Linked DNA regions of Mus musculus: regions 2 and 3 are each linked to region 1. The links are chromatin loops, found by intact Hi-C in ENCODE. Cell type or tissue: heart. All regions are shown on one strand. Links, peaks and the distances in the headings refer to the core of each region. The heading gives the core; the rest is flanking DNA. Region 1 has its middle 79 kb from the start of Gm46567. Region 2 holds the start of Gm46567 (predicted gene, 46567). Region 3 overlaps Atp13a3 (ATPase type 13A3).

What was found. Peaks named below come from ENCODE experiments on the same cell type or tissue, not always from the same donor. Only the 100,000 strongest peaks of a DNase experiment are listed, where the experiment ranks them.
Region 2: it touches region 1 in a loop (4-fold over the local background); 17 of 42 quality-filtered maps call a loop at or near these places.
Region 3: a loop joins it to region 1, with 2.1 times the contacts of the local background. A loop is called at or near these places in 5 of 42 quality-filtered maps.

What each region holds. Positions count from the first base shown.
Region 1 is chr16:29,729,516-29,739,820 of GRCm38, forward strand. No RefSeq gene overlaps it. Among named protein-coding and RNA genes, the nearest start is that of Gm46567, 79 kb to the right of the region's middle. In heart, for the core only: a CTCF peak has its summit at 4,974; DNase peaks (open chromatin) are centred at 5,036, 5,586, 5,946, 6,206 and 1 weaker place; H3K4me3 peaks cover 1,015 bases; H3K27ac peaks cover 1,848 bases; H3K27me3 peaks cover 2,117 bases.
Region 2 is chr16:29,809,435-29,819,739 of GRCm38, forward strand. It overlaps Gm46567 (predicted gene, 46567), which reads left to right and starts at 4,116. Exons shown (of 1, transcript NR_164311.1): 1 at 4,116-5,599. In heart, for the core only: a CTCF peak has its summit at 4,808 (motif pointing left); DNase peaks (open chromatin) are centred at 4,747 and 7,597; H3K4me3 peaks cover 1,326 bases; H3K27ac peaks cover 3,256 bases; H3K27me3 peaks cover 1,622 bases.
Region 3 is chr16:30,310,108-30,320,412 of GRCm38, forward strand. Atp13a3 (ATPase type 13A3) reads right to left here. Exons shown (of 34, transcript NM_001128096.1): 34 at 2,316-5,794. The coding sequence ends at 5,597. It overlaps Gp5 (glycoprotein 5 (platelet)), which reads right to left and starts at 674. Exons shown (of 2, transcript NM_008148.4): 1 at 648-674. In heart, for the core only: a CTCF peak has its summit at 4,337 (motif pointing left); no DNase peak of the experiment used is centred there; H3K27me3 peaks cover 908 bases.

The DNA.
Region 1 (10,305 bases), core at 2,627-7,626:
GGATTTTATGATTTGTGAATTATTAGTCGTTCAGATCCTTTTTTAGAAATAACTTTTTATCCTGAAAAATTCTAAGCAGATACAAGAGTATAAAGAATGATATAACAACCCACTTACGGGCTCACCAGCTCAGTAATTATGGTAATCAGTCTACCCCTCAGCCTTCTCTGGAATGTTTTATGGCAAATTCCCGACATCATGTCATCCCATCATCCCACACCAAACCACCTACGACTGTGCCCCCTCCCCACCCCCCGTGTGGTATTAAAGAGACCTTCACACCAGCCAACAAAGACTGTTTTTTCTTTACCATAACCATTGTCTAAAACCCATGGGGACTTTCTTAGTGTCATCCAGCCCCTCTGTTGCACACCGAGCCCTTCTGACATCTTCCACTGTCCCAGTGCAAAAGCGCATTTCACCACCCACATCCACCCCATCCCTGCTTGTCAGTGGCTACCTCCTGAGTGAGCATGGACTAGAAATCAGTTAACATGGAGTCCCCATGGGCCTAGAATACCACCCAAAGAGTCCCATGAAGGACTGTCATGCCCAGAAGACACTTTACTGATCATCCTGATTGTCGTCGCGGGTCTGGAAGTGTGACTTAAAAGACCTGTCCTTTCTCAGAAATAGATAAGAGTCTGATGCAGACAGACTGCATCTGCATGCCTCCTGGCTCGGGAGCTGCAGCCATAGGCAGGGAATGCAAACAATGTGGCCGTGCCAGTCCCAGAGAGGTCTGGGAATGCCTTCCTAATTGAGCTGCAGTCTGCCTGCAAGGGAGACAGGGACAGAGAGCAGTGAGGGCTGGAAGGGCCAAGAGGGAGGATGTCTGACACCTGTCTGAGTGCTTTGAACCCTGGTGAGCTTTGAGACCCCCAGGAGGCACCACCTCTGGTGGCCAGAGGAGAGAGGGGTAGGGATCTGTCCCTAAAGGGGTCAATCCCTGAGATGGTTTCTTCACTGGGGCTCGCGTTTGTTTTCATCCACGGGACCACCTTGAACCAATATACTTGCTGTGACAGGAAATGTGCATAGGAGAAGCTTGGGAAGTTCTGCAGTGTTTGCTGAGTGCTAGACGCCCCCACCCCACCGCAATCATGGGTGGTAAGGAGACTTATGTCTTTAACACGTAGGGCACACACACACATTCTACTTGGGCTTTCCTACTGTGCCTTCTGTGTTCCATAGCTGGTCTCTGGCTCTTCAGGCTCTTCAGGACTCCACAGGAACACATTTGATGCCTTCAGTGCTTTCTGACAAGCCCATCGTGACAGGTTCTGTGATACCCTCTGGTTGGTCCAAGACTGGAATCTATCAGCGTTTTCGATTGCTTTGCCTGAGGAGCATCCCATGCCAGCAGGCACCTGTGCACTTCAGCTTGTACTTGAAGAGGTAACACAAAGTTGTGACCCCTAGATCTGTACCACCCTTGGCTCCTGGGAGGGCTTTGGGTAGCAGGAGATGACCAGGCTGAGATCAAAGAATCAGAACCACCAGCTGTGTTGCTGACCTGCTTTTGAGATGATCCCCTCATGTCACAGCTAATATTCTCCAGCGCCTCGGAACCACTGACCCAGACATTACATTATAGTATTCTGTTTTTTATTACATTTGTAACTAAATTGTATTTATTATGTGTTTATTACAATGAAGGTAGATGAAGGGTATAAAGCAGGAACTTTTTTTCCAACCCCTTACCACCTTGTCCCAATAATGTACTGCTTACGGTACACTATGGAAGTGTGCTTTTCTGGGAACCCAGGGATATGTCTGTGTGTTGCCAGTCCCTCTCTCCTCTTCACAAATGTCAAAGCACTATGTCTTTACACACGCACATGCACACGCACACACACACACACCCATACCTTCAAGTTCATGGCAGGTTTAAATTTACCCCCTTCTTCACCATAAAGCCAAATAGAATAGTCTGAGCTAGAACCCCGTACTGTACACTCAGTATAAATGGAAACTTTGGGACAATTCTTATTAATAGTTAGTAAACCAATAATCATCACACATATGTTGAGAGATGGCTGCAAACCTATTCTTGATGGCTTTTCTCATGTATGTGTTCTAGGAAGTGAGGAGACCACCCACTGTTTGGGGTCGGTCGTATAGAACTCTCCCTTGGTAAAGAAAATAATGATCCAGGGGTAGAAACGAGTCATGCAAATTAATTGCTACCCATTTCAGCTACTCTGATATTGTGACTTGGAGACTTTAGAGTTGAACCTGGGGGAAAGCAAGGGCATGGCTGAATTTCCTCAGTGGTAATTTTAGTATCCACAGTCACGCTGGGAAGGCCCTATCAAAACGACACAGTCTCCGGGCAGTGGTGGCACACACCTTTAAACCCAGCACTTGGGAGGCAGGCAGATTTCTGAGTTCGAGGCCAGCCCCGTCTACAGAGTGAGTTCCAGGACAGCCAGGGCTACACAGAGAAACCCTGTCTCAAAAAAAACAAAAAACAAAACAAAACAACAACAACAACAAAGACACAGTCGTGAGCCTTGTCCCTCACTCCATCATGAAATGAAGATGGGACACACACCAGATTTTCTTTTTTCTTTCAGCTCCATTGGCTCAGAAGCAGTGCTAATGTAACCAGAGTTTAGGTTCTCAGGTGCTCCAAGGTATTAAATACTTAGCATTAAGTAGCATAAAAATAAATAGAAAAATGGTCAACCTGCAAAGTGCTAAACGTGATACTCTGTCTTTGCCTAAGTATATTATGAGAAATGAAAACAAACAAACAAACAAACCTGTCCTCTGAGGGAGGGGTTGTCTGTGGAGGCCAGGAGCCTAGGACCTTCCATGATATATGTTTAAGCACCAAATTAGAAAAGAAAAGAGAAGAAAAGAAAAGAAAAGAAAAGACCTCAAACATACATAGCTTCAATAACTCCATGATAAATGGTTCTTAATAAATTGGAGCTGGTTATTTCTGTCCCTAGTCTTGTCAAAGAAGAGGACTCTACTTTTAATCACATTCTGTTCCTGGAAATTCCATCCTAGGAAATGTTCTATTTGATTCTCCTAGTCTCCTGGAAGGGCAGCCAGCATGAAAGTCACAGGAAGGATAGAATAGGTATTTTGGGGGTGGGAGTGACATCAAACAAGAGTGGCAACAACTGGAGCATGATTAAAATCATCACCTTAGTAGGATACACAGTTTAGTAGGACATTTGGTCTAGTTGGCTTTCGAAGAATGAGGTGGTCGTTACAGCAGAGGTGACTCACTGAGCCCCATAGGGCAGTATTGAAGCATCACCAGGTTAGAAACCAGTTCCTTAAAATGGAGCTCACTGGGCTAGTCAAAGCTTTCCCCTCCCTTTACCTGGGCCCTTCTTTCGCCAGCACATCTTGTTCTAGAGTAAGGAATAACTATTACAGGCAAATTTTCTATTCCTCTGTTCTTCTCCCAACAGTCAGAGGAGCACCAAGTGCCCAGGACCAGGAGTTTAGCATCAACTGGCTCAAAACCAGGGACCAAATTAGAGATGAGTTTCCTCTCCAAATCTGAAGGGCCAGGGACACTCAGGAGCAGAGAGCCAGAGGCCAGTCATCAGGGGACTCACTGAGCCATGCCAATCTCAGCATTCCACAGTTTAAATACCATATTTAGACTTAAATGTTTGCTTTGTGAGCCAGGCTGGCCCAGGCTCCCAGCAGAACGAATGAAGAGATAGCAACAGACTTTGTTGGGAGTGGGGAAGTGAGGATATATCCAAATGTAGGGTGAGAGTCTTTCCCCTCATGTCCTCTGAGCGCTGTTGGTACTAGAACAAAGCCATTAGAATCTTTGAAAGGAGGCTGCTCTTTGGTCCCAGACCAGGTGGTGAACACTAGACAGGTATGCTGAGATCTGAGTGCAAACCTCCTGAGTGACCTGGGATGGTTTTCCTTAGGAAAAGGCCCAGAGGCCAGGCTCAGAATCACCTGCCTGCCATTAGCCTTGGAAGAGATCATCCCACAGATGCCATCTCTCCCCACCAACTTGGCAGTCTAGTCCTGTGTGAGAAGCTTAGGAGTTCTCTTGGATCAGATGAACTGCACACAACAGCTTTCTCTCTTCCTGCAGAGGGAAGCCAGTGACCCCCAAGAAAAGGACTGTGGCGTACCCCCTCACTCCTCTCCAGACACATAATAGCAGGCACAACAGTTTTCTTGATACTGCCCTTATATCTGCTCCTGTTTCTTAGGAAAAGAACTCAGGTCATTAGGAGAGGAGACAGGACTACATTTCCAGCCATTCTTGCGGCTAGAGTGGTCAATGAGATCCAAGCAGAAGTCCCAGGTGGTCTGTAAGGGGGCTGACTTATTGGATGGAGCACCATGGTGACCCTTGCATTTTGGCACGTTCTTTCTGGAAAGCACTGAGAAGGCAGGGGCTTACATGGTCATCGTAGTCCGTGAAGCAATAGAGCCAAGAGAAAGGCGTGCTCTAGGATGCTTGGCGATCCTGTGGACTGCAGCCTCTCTACAAATGTCTTCTTAGACATCTTTGCCAATTATGCCCCAATTTGGCAAAAGTCTCGGTGACTAGGATTTGGTTGGTCTAGGCCAAGCCGACTTCCCTACACATACTCAAAAGTGAGCCCCTGATGCCTGAAGACACACATGTGTCAGCTGTGGGCTAGGGGGTCAAGCTGATGCTAGGCTTAGCAAGGGCAAGATGATAAACAGCAAGCGTCTGTATTTGATAAACCGTGTCGCTTTACACATACCATGGACCCCTTGGGAAGCACTCAATCTATAGCCTGTTGGGGGAACTGACTAAATTAATTTAGTCTGTGCCTTAAAACAACAGTCTTAAAAGAAAGAAAAATTCACCTTAAATTAGGGATCAGTTTGAGCCTTCTGGCTCTGAGCTAGGAGCCAGAGATGCCCTGGAGGCTGGGGGAACAAGGGGGGAGGAGAGTGGCTTCTTGGGCAGCCTCTTTCAAGTGTCTCCATCTTTGGACCCATAGGGGGCACTAAGGAACTGTGGATTTTGTCTCCTTTCTGGCAGAGATTTGTGTTAAGACCTCAAGACCTTCAGTCATCCCTAGAGGAGCTGTGGGAGAGGGACAAGGGCTAGCTTGGAACAGCACTAGGTTCTAGTAGGTGGATTGAAGCCTCTCACCTCCCATCATGCTTAAAGATCTAAAATGTTAAAAAAAAAAATCTGATTCAAAAGTCCGAAGACAAAACCACTGACCCTTCAACCCACCACAGGGACAGCTGGACGCTTTCCTCCCGACCCCCATCTTAGACTAGGAAGAGGCCTGGGAGACCACTCATTTGGCAGCTGAACACAGGAGGCCCACAAGACTAAGTGATTAGCACAAAGTGAAGCCAGTCAGAAGCCGCTGCTCTGGGACAGTAATCTTCCTGCTCCAACTCCCAGTCTAGCGTTCTACACCCCCCCCCCGCACCCCCCTCCCCAGGCCCTCCACTGCCTGGGCCACATTTGTTTTCTTTTCCGGGCCCTGGGGGACTCTGGCAGGGCTGGGGGTCTGATGTGAACTGGAATCTGTTCAATTTCACCTCTCATTGCGCCTGCCAGCTTGCCAGCTCCGCTGACGGAGGCAATTAGAACCAGACATCCCACAAGGGCATTCCAGGAAGCTCTCTTAAAATTCCACAGCGGCTGGGGACTTGCCTTTTCCTGCAGGGATCATCTGGTGTGTAAATAGCAGCTAGTTGTGTAAGACAGGAGATGGGAGGATGGATCACGCGCATGCACAACACACACACACACACACACACACACACACCCACACACACACACACACACACACACACACACACACCTCCCAATACACATTCATCCAGACAGAGAAACATAAATAATCCCAGCAACCCTATTACTTTTAACCTCCTGAAGGGAGAAGTTAGGAATTTACAGGCCTCCCCGGGGAGCATCTAATTGCTTGCTTCCGGGGATGGCTGCTGTGTTTGCCTTGGACGGTGGGTGGCAGGGACGCTGAGGATCTAGGGCAAGACATCCCAGGCTCTCTTCTACCCCCTGCAGATGGCTATTCCCCCACTCTCTCCCCTGAGTTCTCAGGGGTAGGCTTATAGGGGTTGGAGGTCAGTTTAGCTAATACGGAGTCATATATATCTACCCGTGGTCTCGATGAAGCCACAAAGAGGAAATGGTAACGTGAAACTCCGACTCAGAAGTTGTCCGTTTCCTCTAAACCCACTTTAAACCCCAGCATTGGAAGCAAGGGCCCTGGGGCCTGGGGCCAACGGGAGCCCTGTTTCCCCAGCTTCCAGTTTCTCCCTTGTCACTTGAAACCTTGCTTTGGCCAACAATGTGCTACTGTGTAAGTAGACCCACAGAACCTTTTGTGGAAGGCACTGAGAAAGGGCTTAAAGGTATGGGGAAGACAGCTGGGGAAGTTATGTCTACTTCCTCTCACCCTGGGGGTGGGGGGTGCAGCTTCTCATAGGGACTTAGCCAAGGCTAGAGGGAATGTCCTTCTGTCGTGTCTACATTCCCCGAACTGTAGGGCCCATCTCTGTTCCTCAGCCTGGGGTGCTGTCATCACCAGAACACAGCCCCTCCCAGCCCCTCCTCTAACACTGGATATTGGCGTAAATATCATCTCTGAGTAGGAACAAAACAATTCCTAAGAACTAAACCAGCGTTTGATTACCACGAGGTTTAACAGACAAGCCGACCAACCCAAACAGCCTTTACAAATATGTCCTGGGTTTGGGGATGAAGTGGTGACTAATCACCAACCCATGGGTTTAGGGGTGTTTTCCTTTTGAAACAGGGTCTTCACTGTGTGTCCCAGACTGAATCTTCCTTCCCATCTCACACTCCCAATGCTGGGGTCACAGATGTGCCACCAACCCTGGCTCCCGATCCTGCATTCCGTGACATGTTACTGATTGAGTTTTCCTCGCTGCTTTCCGTTTTCCAGTGATCCGTATTTCATGACATCTCTTAGGTCTCTGTCTGTGTTCCAGATGCAGCTGGAATCACCAGACCGGCACTCAGGGCGGGGGAGGGAAGGGTGAGGATTCATTGAGCCAACTGGCTGGTGGTTTTCGTGTTGGGAAGGGAAAAATTGATTTATCTGCTCACTCGACTCCAAAGACTTAACTAATGTTGAGTATTGTGTAGGGCATCGAGGAGAGGGTGAAGGAGGAGAGGGACATAAGACTTCATCACGAGGAATTCAAACTTAAGGGCTGGTGTGTGCCTCTAACTAACTCTAATATAGAGACCAAGTCCTACAAGGGAAGGAGAGATGTCTTGAGGTCAGGGCAGAGGAACTCACTTCTGCTGACAGTGAGCAAGGAAGGGTTGCTGGAGGCAGTGACACTGGATCTCTGAATTGGTCTCTGCCATGCAGAGATGGGTGAAAGGACAATTCAGTGTGGAGTGACAACAGGGGAGAGAGAGCGAGGGTTGGTTAGGTGACCACAGAGGGTCACATCGGTTGGTCACACTGATTGGAGTCAGAAAGAGGAGATTGAGCATCAGGCTTGGAGAATCTGTTTTGACTTCTTTCTGAGTGGACAACACAGGGGCACATCCACCCTTGGGAAAGGTTGGCAGCAGAATGTGCAGGGTGGACAAACATGACATCCTAAAGCATGGGACAGGGTCATGGAGTTGGCCTTTCTGCTCTATTATCTAGAGCTCTGTCATGTGAATGTCATTCTTACTCCTTCAGCATGAATCTGCATGCTCTCAGAGAGAACTGTAGTGTCCTGGGTTTGAATGGGTCTGAATCAACAGCGATCCTCAGTAGGACAGAGACCACGTACCCTTCTGAAGCTGGGTGCCCTTCGAAGTCAATCAGCTTTGTTGCTGTTCGACAATATTTGTTTTTAGTTTTATATTTATGTGTGTCTCTGTGTGTATATATGTGTGTCCATGGAGACCAGAAGATGGTACTAAACCCCTTAAGCTGGAGTTGCCAGAGTCTGTGAGCCACCTGATGTGGGTGCTCCAACCAAAGCTAGATTCTCTGGAAAGCATCCAGTGCACTGCAACTGAGTCAGCTCTCCATCTCAGCTTTCTGCTTTTACTTATGTAATTAAAATATGTACCTAGGTATACGTAATAGCAATTAATGAAAAAAGAGGGCATAGGGGCTGGAGAGATGGCTCAGTGGTGAAGAGCACTGACTACTCTTCCAGAGGTCCTGAGTTCAATTCCCAGCACACACATGGTGGCTCACAACCATCTGTAATGGGATTTGATGCCCTCCACTGGTATGTCTCAAGAGAGTGTACTCACATACATAAAATAAATAAATAAATGTGTGTGTGTGTGTGTGTGTGTGTGTGTTTTTTTAAAGAGGGCATAAATTTGAAGGAGAGCCAGGAGGATTTGAAGGGAGGGAAAAGAAGGGGGAGATGATGTAATTGTATTAGAATCTCAAAAAATAAAAGAAATATTTTCTTTAGAAAATTGAAAGGATAAACTTGAAAAGATTGTTAAAACAAACAAACAAACAAAACAAAACAAAACAAACAAACAAAAATAACAAAACAAGATGAAAACCAAAGAGGTTCATAGAAACCGTCATCAATCCAACATCTAGACCAGTGGTTTTCAACCTTCCTAATGCTTTAATATGGTTCCTCATGACATGGTGACCCCCAACCATGACATTATTTTTCCTGCGACTTCATAACTGTAATTTTGCTACTGTGATGAATCATAATGTAAATTATCGGTCTTAGGTAACCTCTGCAAAAGGTTCATTTGACTCCCTAAGGGGTCGCGACCCACAGGTTGAGAACCTCTGGCCTCGATGGTGGTTCTATGTCCCCCTTGCTGCTCCTCTAGTGGGTGGTTATTTATCAAACCTCTCCAGTGATGAGAGCTCACTTCCTCATGACGTAGTGCAGGTACAGGAGAGGCCTCACCGAGAGAACGGGATAGACTCTCTCCCGTAGGTACAAACTGCACCCCCCACTCCTGCCCATTTGTGCTCATTAACACTGAGCATTTGAAGGGAAACCCCCTCTTTCTAGAGCTTGTGAGTGTCCCAGATTCCTAAGGTCAAGAGCTGTTAAAAGTGCTTACTGCTCATGCAGAAGACCAGTTCATTCCCAACACTCACACTGCCTATAGTTCCAGTTCCAGGGTCCTTATACCTCTTCTGACCCCTGCTGGCTCCTACACACACACACACACACACACACACACACACACACACACACACACACACACACATAGCCCACATAATTTCATACAGGTCCAGACATACTCACATACACATAGATAACAAAATAAATACATAGTGATATGATTGGTTTGAGGACCACCGTTCAGCTTCCAAAGCATTGTCAAGGGCTTTATTCTTCTCCTGCTCACCAACCTGGTGTGAACAACTTTGTATTTTGTGTGTCAGGAAGCACGCTCCCTACAAAGGCTTGCCCCAGGTTAAGTACCCAGTTAAGGTCAAAGGCAGGCTCCTTGTCCCATTTCTTCTGATGTCAAATCCTGGACTTCTAAGTAAACTAGGGAACGAGGGTGTCCTAGTTAGGGTTTCTATTGATGAAATGAAATGACCAAAAGGCATTATTCCAGCTCGCACTTCTGCATCGTATGTAGTCTGTCTTTGAAGGATCGGGGTAGAAACTCAGCCTGAATCTGTAGGCGGGTACTGATGCAAAGGCCATGGAGAATGGACACTTCTGACTTACTCCCTCTCAGCGTACCTAACCTGCTTTCTTATAGCACTCAGGACCGCCATCCCAGGGATGGTACCACCCACACCAAGGGCTGAGCCCTCGCACATCAATCACTAGTTTTAAAAAATGCCCTACAGACTTGCCTACAGGCAGATCATACGGAGGCATTTTCTTGAGAATCTTCTTCCCAAAAGAACACTAGATGGTATCAAGTTGAGGTGAAACTAGCCAAGTTAGAGGAAGGGGTCTGTCCCTAGGTACCAGCCTTGGGGTAGTGTTTATCTTTGTTTTAAGAAGTGCATTATGGGTAAACAATTAGTTTAATCAAAAGGATGTGTACGAATGCACTTGGGCACAAACATGAGTCCAAGGGGGATATCTCAGATTAAGCAGAAACACATAACTAGCAGGTTTTTTTTTTCTTCCTTGTTTCTCTATTAGAAGTATACCCATCTCCACCTCAGAGAGGTTGCTGCAAAATGGGGAAACTTGAATGCTCATGACCTTGCTAGTTTAGCAATGCTGTGTGCCAGTAGGGTAAGGTGATCACAGGCCTTGCCCTAGATAAGAACACTACTTTGCTGGGTCAACCTAAATGACAGGGAGGAACACTTTCCAACACCTCCACCCCAGATCCTGAGAGAA
Region 2 (10,305 bases), core at 2,870-7,869, 80 kb after region 1:
GCAACAGACATGGCTGTTATGCAGTATTGTTTAGGGAATAATAAGAAAAATATTTGCACGTTCTCTATACAAATACATGTTTCAAATATTTTCAGCCTGTGGTTGTTTAGATTCATGGATGCTGAACTCTCCGATTTACAGGGCCAACTATAATCTTTTCCCTCTCCACACATCTTCCTCCAGTGTCAACCATCAATTAAAGTGAATGTCATTTTGAGGAAATCCTTTGTGTGTGAGCGATGTTTCTTTGAAGGCATGCCTGGCTAGTCTCAAGGGAAATGAGGAAGAGCCGTGGGAACAGGTGGCAGCGATCCTTGTAGACCCTACTCCTGCTTCTCCTTTTCAGATACTGGACCTGGAAAAACGCCCTGCTCCTTCACAGAACACTCTGAAAAGGACCGCAATTCCGGCTTCATGGAGCAAGTGTCCTAAGATGTGGAAGGACCTCTGGTGGTCGGCATATAGCGATACCTGACCTGTTCCCATCCTTCATGAGCTTCTTTTTCAGATAACACCTCTGGAAGGATCACTTAGCCTTGAAGAGAGAGCAGTTCCTAAGTCCCCACCATTTAAATGAAGAGCTACTTGATGATGAGGTCTTTCAGAGTGGCCACTTCACTTAAGTTTAAAGAATTGTATTGTTTTTATTTTATGTGCCCAGGTGTTTAGCTGAATGTTATGTCTGCGTACCACATGCTTATCTGGAGGCCAGAAAGTATCCAATCTGCCTAGGACTGAAGTCACAGACTGTTTTAAACCAGTATGTGGGTGCTGACAATCAAACCTGGGACTTCTACAAGAGCAACCAATGCTTTAAACCACTATGCCATCTCTCCAGCCCATGGTGGCCACTTTAAGAAAATCCAGAATAAAGGTACTTTGCCTAAGCTACAGCGGATAGAAACTGAGGTTCTTACAACTCATCGCAGACTCATTCTGACAATCACAACCACTTTGGTCTTGTAGACTCATGTGACTCTCTATATCTAAGTCCCATACCTACACACTTCATTATATCCTATCTGAACAACCTGTCCCACAGCCATATTTCTTAGTCCTGAATTCTCCAGTGTTTCTTTCTCTTCAAGCCATCTTGTTAGAAGAGTAGGACCCGTATAACACTTCCTGGCCAGTGATTGATCCAGGAGTGGACTCGTGACTTTGGGTTACAGTCTGAACCCAGTTAATATTTTCCTTCCCAAAGTTCCTATTCCAGTAAGAGGCTAGAACTTGGAGACAAGATGCAAGGGCTTCCTCTGACTATCAATTTGTTGAGTAACTATTCTAACAAATCTTAAACATCAATGTCTACAAGAAGCTCTCCAGCACAGGGATGTAACATCACGGATCCAAGAACGGTGATTGTGTTGGCTATTTCCCAGCAGCCTCACCAGGTTTATTGGGATGCTTCTGCTTGCTAATGGCTTCTGGGGCCTGAGATGCTGAAGATGGTCTCAGGGTTGGTCGGAGGGCCTGGAGATGCTGAGATGCACCCCCTTCGGAACCTTCTACTTGCGTTTTTGTTTTGTTCCAAGAGACACAGGAACAATAATTTCATGCCACTCAGTCTGTGCCAGCTTGTGACTGCAGCTAGAACTGACTGGGACAAAGAGGCATGTGAAGGAGTCAGTGGAGGATTGTTTTAAGAAGGGAGCCCTAGAGCAAAAGAGGCTGAAAGCAGACAGGCTGGACTGAATGGGTATCTCTGCTCTGTTCCTCAGTGGCCAGCAGAGGAAATTCTAGGGACCACAGGATGAGAAATAGGGAAGAGAAAAAAGATGATGGAGCTTGTGGATTCAGAGGTTAGACGCACAGGTATCCTATCAAATGATGTGATGGCAGAAGAGGCCCTGGTCATCAGTTAAGGTAGGTTGTGGCTGAGCCTGCAGTATCGTGCACTGGTTTTACCTCCCTGGTGGATCATTTCCTTCTGCCTGCAATTCTGTACTTGTTCCTTCTCAAACCCTTCTTTGAATTCCTTACAGCCCTTGCCATCTTGTCAGTTCTGTCTGTGATAGCAAATTACTACAGACTGGCTGGTATGAGAAACTACGTTTCAATCTTTTCGAAGCCAGAGGTCTGAAATCAGGGCATGTGGTCTGTGTGGGGTTCTGGTGTGTGTTTACCTGGTTCTAGAGCGGTGGTCCTCAGCCTTTCTAATGCTGCGGCCCTTTAATGCAGTTCCTCATGTTGTGCTGACCTCCAACCATAAAATTATTTTGTTGCTACTTCATAACTGTAAGTTTGCTACTGTTAGGAGTCCTAGTGTAAATATCTGATATGTACGTGATCCCTGTGAAGGGCCACAGCTTGATGACTGCTGCTCTAGAGAGACTGCAGGTCTGTGGTATCCTTATTAGAAGGAAGAAGGGGAGAACATTGCCTGAAGGCTCTCAACTCAGAGCATTAATCCTGTTCACGAGGCCTTTACCCGTGTGACCTAATTGCCTTCCACAGGCCCCATTGCCTAATACCATTACATTGATGCTTAGGACTTCAACCTATGAATCATGGGGTGGGGAGACACAAAGATTCATTTTATCACCCCCTAACACACACCCGTTATCAATTTAACCAGCAAAGATGCTCAAATTTACACTCCCTATGGGAGGGTTACTCACAGCAACATGTAAGGTCAATTAATTGCCCCAGACACTTGGTAACACCCAAAGAAAGGGCCTTAAAGGAACTTCCAGGAATTTCAAGTTTATAAACCGTGTTTGCTCTGATCGTCTCTGTCAACTCAAAAAGTCAAAAGGGTTAATATCATCTAGCCAAAGGCAGCAGCCATACCCATACAATGAAAGGCTGTGACCATATGGTGTCACACTTCCCTTGTCACAGCACCTGTCTCTCAGAGCTTTCCTCACAGTCACTCTGTCTTCAGAGGACTCTTGTCCACCCCTCAAGGTCCCTTCTACAAGCTTCTTTGTGGTCTTCTCTGACCTCACAGAGAACAGACCTCACCTTTATCTTGGCCCCGGCTTCCATGATGTTTCTATCATGTTGATCACATACTTCTTCCTTGGTCAAGTTTGAGTGCTCCTGGTGGCAAGAACCACGTGTCATGTCGCTTTGTATTGCCTAATATTCACTAAAAATCTCAGGATTCATTGAACTATGGAAACCTTATGTTCTTTATGTTTTTGGTTACTTGGCTAGTTTTGTTTTTGTTTTCAAGACACGGTTTCCATATGTAGTCCTGAAACTTGCTCTGTAGACCAGGCTGTCATGGACCTCATAGATCTTCCCGCCTCTGCCTCTCGCGTGTTGGGAATAAAGACTTGAGCCACCATGCTCAGCTTGATGACCATCTTAAAATCTGGGAAGAAGAGTTCCACACCCATGCAATCATCCCCAGTGAGCACACTTGGGAAGGCTCTGCAAACTTTAAACACTGGTGGCAATTGGGCACAGGAGTGGGGAGGAGCGATGCTCTCTGTACCCACTATGTGTTATCAGAACTGAGCTGGCACAAGGGGAAGGCAGAATGAGCCTTGTTATATCGTGCTTGGTTTTGTTTCCATATTCCTCTAGAATCTTGATAGATCCGCACGCTGGCTTTGGCCCTAGATCTTGATACCAACGGTGTTTCCTTTGGTCTTGGTGGGTCCTTCCTCGCTGAGAGCAAGCATCTCCCAAGTGCACTGCAGCCTGCACCTGGGAGCCCAGACAAACTCTTTGCACAACCAAAGAGTTACTCTGGTTCCTTGGGATTCCAATAGGGTTTATCGAACACCACCCAGGGCTAGTCAGTAGTCAGTGAAATGGCCTTTCCCAAGTCTTTCATTTAACCAGTCTCTTGCTTGCTCACTCTCTTGCTCACTCACTCATGTGCTATTTCAGCCTACCGCTTGCCTTTGTATAAAGGAAGAGTCATAGCACGACCCTGGATAACTATCCAGGCTGCCGCAAGGCTCTGTAAATATTCTTTCTCAGAGGAGTGCACAAAAGTAGCATTCAACCAGACTCTAAGGAGCAGCTTCCGGCTGAAGGCCAGGTGTCCTTCAGGAGGATGGGATGGGCTTTCCTTGCTGAGAACAGCTTGTGAAAATGCTGCGGTGATGTACAAGTTGCTTAGAGTGTCTCTGTGGCAAAGGAAACTGCGCATGGGCAGAGATGAAACCAGGGCAGGCACCGGAAAGAGGGGGACTTGGGAGCCCACTGTTAACAGATGCTGGGGAAGACTATCTCCCGGCTCCCAGGCAGGCCATCGCTCACTGGATCCACTGCTCTGCCTGGTATCCAGGCATCATCACCTTGGCAAGTTGCTGGATGCAGATGGCTTGCAGACATGTCCCCTGCACAGCCTTTTTGGCAGCTGCTGATGGGACTCTAGAGCTGGGACTAGAGATCCCCCAGATCGCGCAGCAAGCCGTGCGAGCCCTTCCCTGCCGTGGTTAATTTTCACTTTTCCACAAGGACGCGCCCTCGGAGGAGACCAGCCGCGGAGCAGCGCCTGCTGGGGACCACATGCCTCCCCAAGGGCGGGTGCTCTGCTTTGAGCCCTGAAGAAGCCAGGCTGCGAGCATGTCGCCACCGCAGCCGATCCAGATGCCGCGGGCCTCCGGGAGGCTGTGCGCGTGGGCCGGCCTCGCGTGCCGGGAGCCCCCTGCCCACATGAAAGCGCGCGGCGGCTTCCCGGGGCGCCCGCACCGCCAGCGCCAAAGCCGCGCCCCCGCCCGCAGCCACGCGCTGGAGCGGGGCGCACAAAGGAAATGGCAAGGGCGTGAGTCACCAGGAGGCTCGGCGCTCCCCCGCCCTCCCCGGGCTGCAGACCCACAAGGAGACCTTTGTGCCGCCCTCTGGAGGACAACCGGCACCCGCTGCGGGGAGGCAGGCATTTCAGGGCGCCGAGTAATGCTGGGGAGACAGGAGGAGGCTCTACAAGAGGAGGGAGCGACTTTTGTGACCCACAAGTCTGCAACGCCTGCGCCCAGATCACCCTGTGCGCAGGCTCAGAGAAGCTAGTCATCTTGCCCCCTCCCACAGACCCACCTTGACTTTGTTTTGCCGGGTTGTCTTCTTACCATGGTGTGAGAGACTTACTTTTCCTGTGCCGTTCCGAATTGAGATTGAGAGGTGCTAAAACTATGTTCCATAGTGGATGGAGGGTTGGACGGAATAAGTCATTTGTACAGATTGAACTATTAGGAGCTCGTCCAGTGTCTCCAGTTTTCAAGCAAAAGAAATGTAAGCTCAGAGGGACATACTCTTCCTGGCTTGGTGTATTTTTACTGTGTGGCCTTTGGGTGGTTCAGGGAACACCCCTCGGCCTGACTGACAAGAAAGGTTAGGTTAGTGGAAACCTGCAAGCACAGATAGGTAACACCCCAGGGTACTCACTAGGACCCATAAAAGAAATCAGAGGAGCAGCAGCCAGGGCTCCAAGCATTAGGACAGGTCACAATTACAGGCATGAGAGGGAGGTAAGCGTAAGCTTTTGTTGGCCATGAATGTTTAATCTACTTGGCCCCAGGAAGGGATTGTTCCAGACAAAGGTGATTGGGAAGTCTGGGTCCTCTAGGACACAGTGTTGGTAACTGACTGGTCATGGGCCATGTGACAGAAACTTAATAAAAGCCTACAGACCCAGGTACTCTTTGGGGACCTTGAAGGCCTCAGCATCTCAGCACCACATCCCACCCACTCACTCCCAGAGCCCGCTTTCAGTTACTGAGAAACTAGGGTGCCAAATGATCTGAGGTTTTCTACCTGTGAAAAGACAGTGCTTTGCCACATTCAGGAGCGCGTGCACGCACGAGCACACACACACATATACAAACCATCTATAAACCTCCTTCCCATGGGGAAGACAATGACCTGCCACCACCCACTAAGATTCCTACAGAATGGACTCACAATGTGCACAGACTAGGCTCTGAAGTCTCTCTTTCTGCAATTCTTGTGCTGATTGCCCTCCAATGCTCCAAGTTAAACAGCAGGCTACTGTGCAGACAAGCTGGTACAGCACACACTGGAGCCCACGCTCAGGATGTACCATTGGGAGTCAGACGGTGCAGATGCCATCCATCTGAGGCCAGGCATCCCCTGCCTCTGGTGTTGGTTAATTTCCCAACAGAAGACAGCTTTGACTTAAGGATGGCTGTCACCCTCAAAGCTTACTAAGTTATTCAGAGTTTAAAGATGAGGAATCCAGGGGGACAATCTACACCCAAAGCCAGTGGCTGAGCAGTCGTGCCTCGATTCCAACCCACTCGATCAGCTGTGCCCCTGCCTGGACACTATTCACAATAAGGGGAAAGGCTAGCAACTGCATAGAGGGCTTGCTGGAAGAGGAGCAAAGTGCTTGACATTTGACATGCATCTTCCTGTAATCCCCACAGCAACACTGTGAGATTGTTCTGACCCACATTTACACTCACAGGTGAGGGTTACGATGCAATCCACAAGGAAACATGCCCATGCGAGGTCATGTGGTTACTGAATACAGGAGCTGGCATTCCGAGCAGTGTGCCTGCCTCTCTGAGTTTCTAACCATGCCCCTCCTGGGCTGAGCAAAGCAAGATATGTCCGGTAATTAAACCCTGCTTCTTGTGGTTCTTCTGCCCTAGAGAAGAACAACTCTCTAATTGGGAAAGGGCACAGCAAATGCACTGTCAGGTTACCAGAGTTTTCCAGAGTCTTGGCCTTGACTTTGGCAGTTAAGGGATCAGTTTCCGGGAGAGGAACAGGTTCGGGCAGTCTGATTTAGAATGACTCAGTCTGCAAGGACTGCGCCAAACTCAATGAATTGATTCACCTGTGAGATAATTCTGCCCAGAAAGATTGTAGCTAAGAGCACTGGCTTTGGAGTAGGAGGCAGCTGTGTTTGAACTTCTCTTCCTCATGGCCCAGCTCTGTGACCCCAGACATCTTAGTCACTCTTTCCCACTTACCTTCGGACACTGAATAATGACATCTCCTGTGATGTCTGAGCCTTAAATAGAATGCTGTACATGAAATGGCTAGTGGAGTGGTTGGAGCTTAGTGCTTGCCCAACACATGGCAATTCTTACAATCTTTGTTAAGAATTGTGTTTGGAAACTAGGTTTGGCCATTGGATAAGATCTCTTCTGACCAGTAGGTAGTCCCTTCCCCCCTTCACTCACTCACACACACACACACACACACACACACACACACACACACACACACATCTCGCTCAGAAGGATACTGGAAGCCCTCAATTCAATGGAGGGGCCATAACTGTACTAGTGGCACCCACGCCTTTCCATGTCACCCCAAAGCATTTCCATTCAAATGTCTAATGCTGTTTCTGGACTCAGAGCTCTGTCTTCCCCTGGACAGAGCGGCTCAGAGCAACACTGACCAGCCCTGACCTCTCTGCTAACTTCCTGTGGTAAACTCCGGTTCTCCCTGTGAGGCCCTGGTCACATAGACCTTCGCCTGTGAGACTATATCATCTGCCCAGGGACTGACCACATGCCAACCAGGCATCAGCACATCTAGCCTAAGGAGTCCCAGCCATGAGAAACACAGCTGGTTTCTCTTTCTGAGGTTGAAGTCTATTGGGACAAAAAGCAGGCACAGAAGCCAACCCAAGTCATTCCAGCTCCTGCCAATTGTCAGGAGGAATAAAAGCATGATGTGACAGAGAGCCCTGGAGGGAGAAGTGACTAGAAAAGGCCTCTCTGAGGAGGTAGCATTTAGCCTGAGGCCTGAAGGACAAGGGGGAGCCAGCCCTGCCAAGATCTGGGAACACGGGGTTCCTGGCATAAGGAGCAGCTTTTCCCTTCGGAGGAGGGAAAGAACTCGATGTGTTTCTCATGATCCGACCAGGATGGAGCAGATGGTGGAAGAGTGGGGGAGGAAGAACCGTGGCTGTCAGAGGCAGCCTCCCTCCTCTGTGCACCGTTCGCCCAGCTGGATGTTTGATGTGAGAATCAGACTCCTTGACATTTATTGAACACCTACTCTGTGCGGAGCGCTGTGCGGGCGCTTTCTGTCTTCCTCCTTATTAAATCCTCCATCTTCCAACCACCTCTCTGTTTATGCAATGGCTCCATGGATGCCCTTGTCCTAGGTGCTATCATTAGCTCTCTGTGGGGGTCTGGATCTCTCTGCCCATCCCCCACTCCAACTAGTCCCTAAGCTCCAATTGTCAGGCTCCTTGGTATCTCAGCACATCAAACTAAAATGGTGTGGTCATGCGGAGGCTGAGGCTGTTCCTCACTCTGTTGCCTGCCGGTGGATCCTAACCGGGATACCTTGTCTGGCCTCAGTGGGAGAGATGGTGCCTAGTCTGACAGGGATTTGATATGTCAAGATGGATTGGTACCCAGGGTGAGTCCGTGTCCCCCCCCCCCCCCCCCCCCGTCTTAGAGGAGAAGGGGAGAGGGAGTAGAGGAGGGGCTATGTGAGGGGGAACTAGAAGGAGAGGGGGGCTGTGATCGGGATGTAAAGTGAATACATAAATTAATGGCAAAAGAGTAAATGTTCAAAGGAAACAAATGTCCTTTAGGAAAACGTGTTAAATAATGCCCCAGTTACACACACACACACACACACACACACACACACAGGTACTGTCCTGCTTGCTAAGTTCCAGACAATATGCACATTCCTTGTCTTGGGCAGCTTTAGGAGTAGGAGAAGATAAGAACAGAAATGGATGCTTTTCAGATTAAGTTTGTAGACTCACACTGGGCTGCCATGGTTGATTCGGTACCTTCATGAGTGTGGTATAGGCTGACAAGTTTTTGGTGTTACACACAGTGGTCAATCTAACCCTTTATGTGTTAGTATCTACTATAGAGGGTAAGAATCATCCCAGGCTGTCCTCCAGTGGAACAAGGTGGTCTGGACAAGCCATGTAGCCTGCTTAGAACTGGAATGACCCATCTGTCCTACACCTCATCGTTAGGAACCTACCCTGAGCTCTATAGACCCTGCGATAGAAATCCTCTCACACGGAAAGATGGAGTCAGCGTCCTGTGCTCTTTAACTAAAGAACTGTAAGGTCGACTGTGTACAGGCTTTCACAGAAGTACCAGAAATATGTATATGGGAAGAAGGTGAACTTTGAACTCTAGTATGTAAGTAATAGAAGAGAAGAGGACCTCAAGTATGGTTTTCATCTTTTTTTTTTTTTTGAGCATACAATTATAAAAAATGTGAAAGAGAAAGAAAGAAAGAAAGAAAGAAAGAAAGAAAGAAAGAAAGAAAGGAAGGAAGGAAGGAAGGAAGGAAGGAAGGAAGGAAGGAAGAAAGAGAGAGAGAGAGAAGGAAAGAAAGAAAGAGAGAGAGAGAGAGAGAGAGAGAGAGAGAGAGAGAGAGAAAGGCTGAAGAAGGACTTGCAGCAATAATAGGGAGTGTGGCCAGATAAAGGTATTTGGAGACTGTGTGGGAGATTATGGATGTTAGGGCTCACAGCAGTTGGCTTTATTCACCAAGGGAGCAGGCCCTGAGGCTAATGAGAAGTACAGAAAGTGAGGGAGGTATGTGGGGTGAGGGTGCAGAGCAGGACTGTTGCTATGGAGATGATAATCAACATTTACCAACCCAAGACTCCAGAAGCCAGAGAGCACTGAGATGTCACAACACGTGGAAGAATACGGGCCTTGTGGTGGATAAGACTCCACTGTAATCTCTACCGTTGATTAGCTGTGTAACTTGGATCAAGGCACCTCGGTTTCTGACCCTGTTTCCTCAATTGCACAATGGGGATCACAATTTCTAAACCTCAAGCTGAAATCTGTAATAAGATGAGCAAACCCTCCTTTTACTGACTCTGAGAATCCAGGCCTTTCTCCAGGCGTTCCCTGTACGTGGTGCAAGGACTTCCTCCCTCCTCCTGTTAGCAAATGACCTTGGGCAGAGTTTGAAGGCCACGGGACACCCAAAGAAGCTATCCTTCTAAGGAAAATCATTGTCTAGTCTATAAATAATATGGCCATGTTGGGTGAGTGATGAACCTTGCTATTTTAGTTTGATTCCCAAATTTTCTAGCTCCTCTCATCAATTATTTAAAAAATAGTTTTCCTTTTCATAAACACTGCAATCTAAATCTACACCCTTACCAAAACAGGCAAACACTTAAGAAGAGCACATGTGAGTGTCCTACCCCCGGTTCCAGGCACTCTCCCCAGAGCTAATACTACTAAGAGTTTCTGCGAACTCTTCCACAATATATTATATACATAAACATATATGCATATCTTTACATTACACCTGGGCATGGACTAGTGGTGAATGCCTGTGGCCTGAAGCAGGAGGATCAAAAATTCAAGACTCCATAGTGAGTTTCCAGTCAACATGGGCTATCAAGGGAGGCCCTGTCTA
Region 3 (10,305 bases), core at 1,388-6,387, 580 kb after region 1:
AGCATTGACATTTGGGCATTTTCAAGCTACAGAATACCTTAAAATCGTTACAGAACGAATTAAAATTGCTACGGTCTTTTTCAGAGAATAGAAAGCAACGCCTCCTGGGACTGGCTGTGTCACTGACTTTAACAAGTTAAGCAGGGAGCTTTATCCCCAACAGTCAGCAAGAGAACCGCAGCAAGGCCCACTTCCACTAGATTCAATTTCTTACATATTTTCAAAGTACCAACACCCCACAACTCATTACACCGTTTTGTAACTCCCGGCCCGGAGCCCAGTGGTGCAGGTGATAATGCCCATTGCTTTATGCCATGCTTTTCTGAACTTTGCACTGTTACAGTAACACGAGTGCAGTAGGCTGGTCGCTCCAGTGTACATGAGGTTAATTTAAGTGTCACATAAGTAGCATTTGAAGATGTTTTTCTGACTCACACATTTAAATAATGAGCTACTGTTTGCTTATACACCAAGCTGCTTAATAAAACTACTCTGGGCATTGAGTTACCCAGGAAGCACACAGTAATACTAGTTTACTCTGTTTCCCAAGTAAAAATTTGTACTGTTTCTTGTACCAGGTCTCCTTCTGCCCCTATACAGACTGAGCCTCTAACTGCATACACTAATTTAAGAATATTTGGCCTTACCTGAAGCAGTTCTGCACCCTGGACTGACTGAAAGGCTTGCAGCTCTGCTTGTGACTTGGCACTTCAGAGAGGAAGAGGGAAGTATTCTTGCATCCTCAAGATAAAGACCTTACCAGATAAAAAGTCAAGAAAAAGACTATCTCCATAGGGCATATTCTAGGTTTTAATGACAAGAGCTTTCAAACTTTCAGAGTCCATAGTTAAAAGTCCTTTTGTAAAAGCTAGAGAGTAGAGGGCCTAAGTTTTCCCAGAAATAGCAGGCTGTCATTACATGGGCCACACTTTTGGTTTTTTTCCATGCTACATTGCACTAACTCATTCCTGTGCAGGAGTATGTGGGTGCATGTGGCAGTGCCTCACTTGTGGGTGTCAGAAAACTTTAGGCAATTGGTTCTCACCTTCCTCCACGTAGGTTCCCAAGGACTCACACCATGTCTTGGGAGGTATCTTTACCTGATGAGCCATCTCTTTTGCTCAACATTTTATTTCTTAAATAAGGCCAATGAATTCTCAAATGCCCGCCCCCAATGGTTGGTCTAGCCATTGTCAAACATGTTCAGTAATAGCATTGCTCAAGGGTTCGTGTTCAGTTTAACTTAATGTCAAACTGCCTACCACCGTGGTTGTATTGCCACAGTGCCACACTGTGTGTAAGAACTCCTGGTCTTCACGTCTCTGACCTGGACTTCAATCCTGGTCATTCAGATTGTTTCCATGATGCCTATTCCTTAGGCTTAGGCTCAGCCCAAAGAGCAAAATGGCATACCAATCTACCAACCTATGGTCTCAATATGCTTTATAACGTTGCATTTCTGTATAATGACAAACTTGATGTCTTTCTTTACAGTGAAGGGCCACCTGTTCTTCAGCTTCTGAGAAACTCGAGTTCCCCTTTTATGTCTATTTTTCTCTCAACAACTTGGCTATGTATATGTAGCTCATGCTAGCTTCAAATTTACAATCTTCTGGCCTTAGTGTCCTAGAGTTTGGGAATCACAAAGAATGCATCACAATGTCCAGCTGTGCTCATTTTTCCTATATGTAACTATAACATAGACATTCTTTATAAGTGCTATTATCTATTGGTTGTCAAGTCACAGATTATCAAGTAGATCCCTCCAAGGGGGAATACCCACCAATTCCTTTAAATGCTCTCACGCTGTTTCCCTTAGCATTCAGATCCAGGGGTACAGATCTCTTTGTATGTACCTAAGAGGCAGAGTTACGTTAAATATGCTTCTATCACTATTTTCCACTTTTCACCCACTTTAAGAACAAGATCCAGAGCCTGGGGAGATAGCTAGATAAGCAAAATGCTTGCCTTGTAAGCATGAAGACTCATTCAATCCCTGGAACTTCACAAGGGGAGCTAAGCACAGTAGGCAGAGGGATCCCTGGACCTTACTTCAAAAAGTCTGGCTGGCTCTGGTTTTCACCAAGCAGCAACCCCAGAGTCCCCAACTGCCATTCTGCTTGCAGTGTGCACCAGCCAGCCAGCTCTTCCCCCAACCAGTCCATCAAACTAAATAGCCAAGCTGCCTTCCTCTCAACCAGCCTCCCAGGCAAAAACAACGAAACCCCATCTACAGTGAAACTGTTTCTGAGAGAGCTAGCTGTAGCCACATAATCAAACAAGTGTGTAAGGATCCAGGAAAAAATATTGACATATTTAATTCATTAAAATTTTTTATTTTGAATAGCTTTAATCAAAAAGGATTTCATATGGTATTTACAATGCTGAATGTACAATTATGAATATCTACCTTTTTGACAAAAGGGTACCATTCTTGAGCAGCAATACAATTTTAAAAATATAAAGATGTGTCATTTCTGATATATAAAGTTACTTAAAAAAAATCCACGGTCTCAGGGAATTCACAAATTATAACAGGAAGTAACTTTTATTAATTTCATGTGCACATAATTACCAAATTGTAATACATTAAAAATACATGTAAATGCCCAGACTGTACAAAAGTTAATTCCCTATTTTGTTAAAAGTTCCCAGTAGCCTCCCACCATAAATATACAAAACCCTTTTAATTGATACAACAAAACTGCATGCATGAGATATTAGATGTTCTCTAAAGCTTGAAGTTGATCTTCACTGGATATGAATTTTTGCTGCTTTTGGAAAAAAATATATATGAAAGAAACACATTATTTACCATGCCTTTGAAACTGTGCAGTACTTTCATCAACATGGGAAACAAAATGAAGTATAAAAACAAGAAGAGGTTTGCTTAAATGGAAAGCGTTTGAATCTCAGGCTTGTTGGCGCCACACTCGCCCAAGCACTGTCTGCAGCATTCCCTTACAGCAGTTGGTGCTACAAGATAGAAACCGGTTACCATTATTTATTTATATGTAAGGGAGGAAAACAAACAACTTTAAACAACCCTGAGGGAGACCCACATTAAAAAATCTTATTTATTTAAAAAGTTAAAAAGCTACATATCATTATTTAACAATTACTTTACCAGACATTTCTGTCCTTTAAGTATGTGCATAAATAAAATTTAAATCAGCAATATTATCAATCTTAATACATCAAAATAATATATGTACAGATTTTAAAATTTAGGTCTGTATATATTCAAATAATTTAATGTAAAATTCAGAACCAAAATTACTATGTAATGATGACTTACAGAAGACTCAGTCTACCTATGGCACTAAGCAGGACCCATGTCTGCATTCACAGACATTCTTCGAACAATATTCTCAACTGGAATAACCTATCTTATCTATGTTCAAATCTAACTTCGTACAAATGCTTTCTCTCACCTACATAAAACCTTGTTCCTTTGCAAACAATATGGACAGATGAGATATAAACCCTTATCAACTCTAAATGTTAAAATGAACTGTCAAAATAGCCTTTATGATCATGCTCTTAAAGATGTTAAGTACAACTGATATTGGGTTTCTAAGCTGTAGTTAGCAATTAATCATGTTTCAGTATTTAAACCAAAGAATAAGAGTTAACAATTCAGAAAATGATTGAATAACATTAACATTATTTGAAATGAACATAGAAAGTATAAAACAATAGATAATAAGTAACCATAGAAAATAGTGCTAATTCACAGCTCAAGAGGTCTAAGATGCATAGCTTCATAGAATCATTCACGGGACAATTGTTCTTATTATCTAACATGTAATAATATACATTTTGTTGGAAAAAGTCAATTATGTATTTCCTAGGAATCACTAGTGGCAACAGCAGTAATAGTGATCCTGAGACACATTTACTTTTTCTACAATTACCAAACATCATTCGGGTATTTCCAACATAAAAAATAAATAAATAGGGGGGGGGGGAGGTTTCAAAAATCTGGTTAACATTTGGTAAACTTTTAAGTATGTACTAGGGAACTAATGATCAACCAGAGTGGAAAGCATACACTTGTAGTTAGCTAATAAAGAACACAGAATAATGTTACACTGTTTCGCTAATTCAGGGTTCATTTTATAGCAATGCTAAACTGAAGGCACTGCCAAACTGCCAGGTCCTACCTAGGAAAGCATTGTGAAAGTTCCTTGAGAACTGAACAGAATCAGATAAAACACAAATGTGTAAATGCTTTCTTCATTCCTTTTGGCTAAATAAATGTATATATTTTCTTAATTTTCTCAAGCTCACTTGTTACAAAATAGGTATGTGATGATCTCTGGTGCCACCTAATGGCACAAGACAAGCTCTACAAGTTCATATTGCTTTGTAAAAGTAATTCAAATTCCATGTTCATTATTCTTTTAAGCCCCATTATTCAAAGGAGAGACATAGCAAGGTTAAGGTCAAACTCAAAACAAAAACAGCATCATTCCATTCCTTTAGGTAGGAGGAAGGGATGGAGAGAGGGAAGGAGGGAGAGTAGGAGTGGGAGGGAGAATATGAAATATTTAAAATCATATAAGTCCCAAAAGAAAAAAAACAAATAGGTTTGAAGAGGTATGAATGGGATCTACTGCCAAGAGACATAACCCCGATCCTTCTCTGCTTGTGTATTCTGAGACAGGCTTTTACTATCTATTCCAGGACTAAACAATTCTCCTGCCTCAGCCTCCTGTGCAGGACTAGGGGCCTTTACTTATCATGCCTGGCTGCTCAGAAATAAACCTTTTTTTGGGGGTGGCGGGGGGGGGGGGGGTTCAAGACAGGGTTTCTCTGTATAGCCCAGGCTGTCCTGGAATTTAGAAATCCGCCTGCCCCTGCCTCCCTCCCGAATGCTGGGATTAAAGGCGTGCACCACCACCACACCCGGCTGAAATAAACCTTTCTAGTGAGAGTTCTTTGCTTAACTAGACTGCAGTATGGGAGCCATGGAATACTATGAAGGATATCTCAGACAGCAAGCAGTGGAGCGCCTTACTGTCTAGAAAGTGACACCCAGGCAGGAGATACAGAGAATATAAAACCAGAAATGGAAATTACCTGAGTTGCTCTATCAACAACACACAAACTCACTCCTAACTCCAGGTCATAAAAGAAAACTGGTGTATGTTTAACGTAGAGTTCTTTGGGAGAAAACACTGGATCAAAACAGGCTTTCAACCTATTTTCACTGGAGGCTAATCACAATTAACTATATTTTTAATAATCACAATTTTGGGGCCTATATGTAAAAGAACTTTCTAATAAGGGGATTTATGAAAAGTAAATTTAAAGAGGCAAACGTGTCAAAAGCTAAAATCTATAAAACCCAAACACAGATCTCTCATACCCAATATAAAGTATATATCATATTTAGGTTACTGGATGAAGAAATAGCCAGATTTATAGTTAATAATCGTACAGCAAATGACATTTTACTGCTTTGTATTTTAATGAACTGCCATATTATGAGAGGGATATAAACTGAACTAGTGCCATTCTGACACAGCGTCAGAAAAGCTCAACAGTGCATGCTGCTGAGCACTGCTACTAGCACAGAGAGCAGCCTTTGTTATGCTATGGTGATAATCTGACATGATCCATTCTCCTTTACTACAGCTTTGGCTTCCGTCGTTGTCTGAGGTTTAGGCGGCCACTCAGGATCAAAGCGGAGCTCCTGTGCTAAGTACATGTACTTTGCTTTTGGAGTTTTCTTTCTACAGCTCAGGGCCCAGGACAAACAGCATTTTCCCCACCGATCCACTGACTCCTAGGAAAGGAAAAACACCAGAGTAAGGGCTTTTTTGGTTAAAGCATGCATTGTGCACAGAACAATATGAAATAACTTCTAAATACAACAAATAACTAGGAAAAACTTCATGCAAAAAAGCCAGCTTTCAATTTAGGAACAGATTACTTTTAAAGAGGATTTTTTTCCCCCAGCTCCTTTAGTTTTGTGCATGTGTCTTGTGTACTGATATACTCTCTAACAGAAAATACTGAGAAGATATTTTTAGTATTTAATTTGGAAATCCTCCTACTCTATCTCAAATTACTCTTAGATTACCCATACCCACCGGTCACTTTAATAAGAGGGCAGTGAAAGATGTCATTGTTACTGCGAATATCACTTTCAAAACACAAAGCATGAAGCAAACACCTTAAGGTGAAGATCAGGATCTCACTGTCACATTTGGGGAGGGTGGGTGGGGAGGATCACATCTTTGAAAACCACAGCTTTGGCCAGGAATGGTGCTCCATACTTCACCTCTGAAAACAGCTCATAAATTATTTTGGCTATTACTTCTCCCAAGTAAAATTTTGACCCAGCCCATACTACACTCTAACCTGGATAGGAGCAATTGTACAAAATGAAGGTACAGCATACCAGATGAGCATTCTAATTATGAACATCCAAAGTACCTACGGCTAAGGAAGGCAAATGTGTTACAACGTATACTTGAAACACAATTCTTAATTGGCCAACAGGAGCCTGGCATGTGTAGCATCTGCAATCCTAGCACTGGGGAGTCCAAGGCAGGACATTGTGAAGTTCACCACCAGACTGAGCTAAACAGCAAGCATTGGGCCAATTTAAGCTACAAAGTGAAAGTTCTGCCTCATACAGCTGATCCATCGATCAATTAAGGCAAAGAGTAGGCAATAGAAAGGACCAAAAGTACTTCAAAATGAAAGCTCTGAAAACTAAATCCCCCAAGGACCTTCTCTCATTTCAGTAAGACAGCCATCAGTAACTCTGCCCCTCTTCTTCAGTTTGTAGATAGAACACTGCACTGCATTGCTCCCAAGGATTTAAAGGCAAAATGGTAGTCACAGATAAGCTGAATTACAATCTTGGGGAAACTAGAAGATTTAAAGATTATTCTCCAAGTAACCTCTATTATCATCACAATGAAGGCTTTTAGATATGCACGATGGAATGTGCCTGTAATAACTAATACTCAGGAGAGGCAAGAAGAGCTTCACAAGTTTGAGGCTAGCCTAGTTTACAAAGTGAGTTCAAAGTCAGCAGTGTTATACAGTGAGATCCTACATTAAAAAAAAAAAAAAAAAGAAAGGAAATCGAAGTAGGGGTGGGGGTGGACTTGGGGGAGTGCAGCTGTGCTATTATTCTTTTTAAAAAAGAATCCACAGCAAAGCTAGCAGTTTCCTTCCGAGTGTGCTTGCACCACAACAATCAGTTACTGCATTGTACTCCTTTCCTGTGCTTCAAGTCTTCAGTCCAATTGTGGAAAAGATCATTGTTCCTAAATATGAAAGCTGTCACTTTCATTTACAGTAGCACTGCTAAAGCGTCAGAGAAACACATCATGCTTGTCTGTGCAGATGAATCTTTTGAGTGGAGATGATATACAACAGGCAGAAAACCAAAAGTAATGGGATAAGACATAGACACACACATTCCCCCTCTAAATTCACTGTTCTATACCCCCTGGAAGCTAAGGCAAGCAATATAATTAAAGCTAATCACAAATGGCATTATAACTGCACAGCATTCTTCCAACATTTGTGGGTATGTGTGTACTTTTCACATCTGTTTAAAACAATGTATATTCATTATACGTTAAGTCACAAGTAACACCTGAGATCCCCCTACTCCACCATAGTTAGAAACATGTTTGTTCTTTATCTCCATACAAAAAGATACACTATATATAGGTTGGTGACACTACACATAAATGTACCACACACATCTCCCCCCAAAATACCACAGTTCACTGGAAGAGAAAACTAAAGGCTACAGGTATGACAAAGTGAGAAATCGGGAGAGGAAAGCAAGGGGAGAGAGTCAGTCACTGTGCAACACTACGGCTATTTAGTCACAGGGCTTAGAATGAACACTGGGATCTCCCCAGAGCAAAGTTTCAGTCCCCGAAGCAGAAGAACACTGGATTCCTAGACTTAATTAATTTGGAATGGTTAGTGTAGCCAAACAGAATTCCTGAGACCCTTGTCTCACAGGTCAGCAGAGAACCATACAGAATGTTCATAAAGATCTTGCTTCTGAGACATTCCTAGTTGTACATTCTAATGGCCAGCTTTTCACAACCAGCAGTTGTTTAGGAAACATTTTCATGCATTGCATGTATTGTGGTTTTCATAAATCTTCCAGATCAACTCTAAATATAAAGCAAATACAACCCAAATTAGTATTCTATATGAGTAAGTTGAAACAGTATTTTCATATAGATTTTCAAGCTGCAAAATGGCTACAGTTCACAGATTTTCACAAATGAGGTATATACTCAACAGGGTAATAGTGCACAGCAAAATTCTCGTTCTCCCATGACTTCCCAATTAAGCCACCTAGAATTAGTGTGGAGCCTAGATTGCAGCCTATAGCTCTGAAATCTTCAAGCCAAATCAATGGTCCCCATGAGTACGGTAAGGAAAAGAAGAAAGGGGTGTTCTCTCCCAACACTAACACAGTGATTGGGGAGCTGTAGTCTGAGCTCTCCTGGGCCTCTCTAGAGCTGAGGAACACTGACGTGGCAGTGCAGAGGAAGGACTGCAGCAGTCAGCACTACACGTGCCCTGGGTAAGGCTCCCAGCAGCTGTCTGCCCTTGCTTCTTCCCTTCCCCTGGAGTTTCTACTTCAGGATGGGAGACACACTGGGCTATAAAATTCTTTGGCAGGGATTGTTGTCTGTGTACATTTATTTAGCAACACCAGTGGCCTCTACCTATTCCGTGTCAAAACCTGATACCTAAAATTGTCTCTAGACACTGCCAAGTGGTCCTTGCTGGAGGATGGGAGGGAGAGGAAAAGGAAGGGAGCTAGAGAGAGTTGCCACTGAAAGAGAAGCAAGCATTACACTCAGAAGAATCTGATGGAAAAGGAAAACTAATCTCTCTAAAATTAGAACTCTTTTCTAAAAGTAGAGCTCCAAAAAATGCTTTCTTAAAACCACAGACTGGGCTGGAGAGATGGCTCAGAGGTTAAGAGCACGGACTGCTCTTCTGGAGGTCCTGAGTTCAATTCCCAACAACCACATGGTGGCTCACAACCATCTATAATGAGATCTGGTACCCTCTTCTGGCCTGCAGACATACATGCAGGCAGAATGCTGTATAAATAAATAAATACATCTTAAAAACAAACAAACAAACAAACCCAAACACCACAGAACTGAGGCCAAAATTCTCATTTACTTAGTGGTTTCCAGAACAGACCAGTCTGTGGGACATGCCAATTCTAAATGCTATGGACTATTTCCCATAGCATAGTGTTCATTTCCTCCCATGAACACTTTTAGAGACAGAAGTTCACATGAAATAAAAACTTTTATAATAAACAAATAAATAAATAAATAAAAATTAAGAACCAAGCCGAGCTCTGGTGGCGCACGCCTTTAATCCCAGCACCCGGGAGGCAGAGGCAGGCGGATTTCTGAGTTCGAGGCCAGCCTGGTCTACAGAGTGAGTTCCAGGACAGCCAGGGCTACACAGAGAAACCCTGTCTCGAAAAACCAAAAATAAATAAATAAATGAATGAATGAATGAATGAATGAGAACCAATACCTAGACTTTTTAAGAAAAGATGCATTAGTAAAGAACATGTATGTTTTTGCCATTTTATTGTGGTTGAAAAATTGGGAATTTCCTTGAGCTGAGTGTGGTGGTGCATGCTTTTAATCCCAGCATTTAGGAGACAGGCAGACAGATTTCTGACTTTGAGGCCAGCCTGGTCTACAGAGTGAGTTCTAGGACAACCAGAGCTGTTATCCAGAGAAATCCTGTCTCAAAAATCAAAAACAAACAAACAAAAAAGAAACAAAAAAAAAAAATCTGGGTATTTCTAACTCAAATACTTTATAGGGAACTTAAAAGACCTATTTGACTAAATAAGCAAATAAACACCTCTTTAAAACACACCTGCACTGGGAGTTAGAGATCTTCTTGGAGAATGTAAAAATTCAGTATGTTTCCCTAGGCTATGCCTTTCCAATCAATACTAGTATTTCACATGAGAAGAATGACCTGAACCAATGTGACCTTCTGCAATAATGAAGTCACCTAAAGAAAATACAGCTATTTGGTCACAGAGGAGATCTAGCTGAAGGACCTCGGCCCCAGTTCTTTCTGGTCTTGCCCACAACTAACTAGTAACATACAGGCATCACACCGCTTTGAGGAAAAAGAAATTGGAACTGACTTCAGGCTCATGCTTATCAATGCATGCCACTATTACTCTACCATAGAGCAGAGCACAAAATGGCACTGTATATCCTATACAGCAAGTCTGGCATGAAACATGGA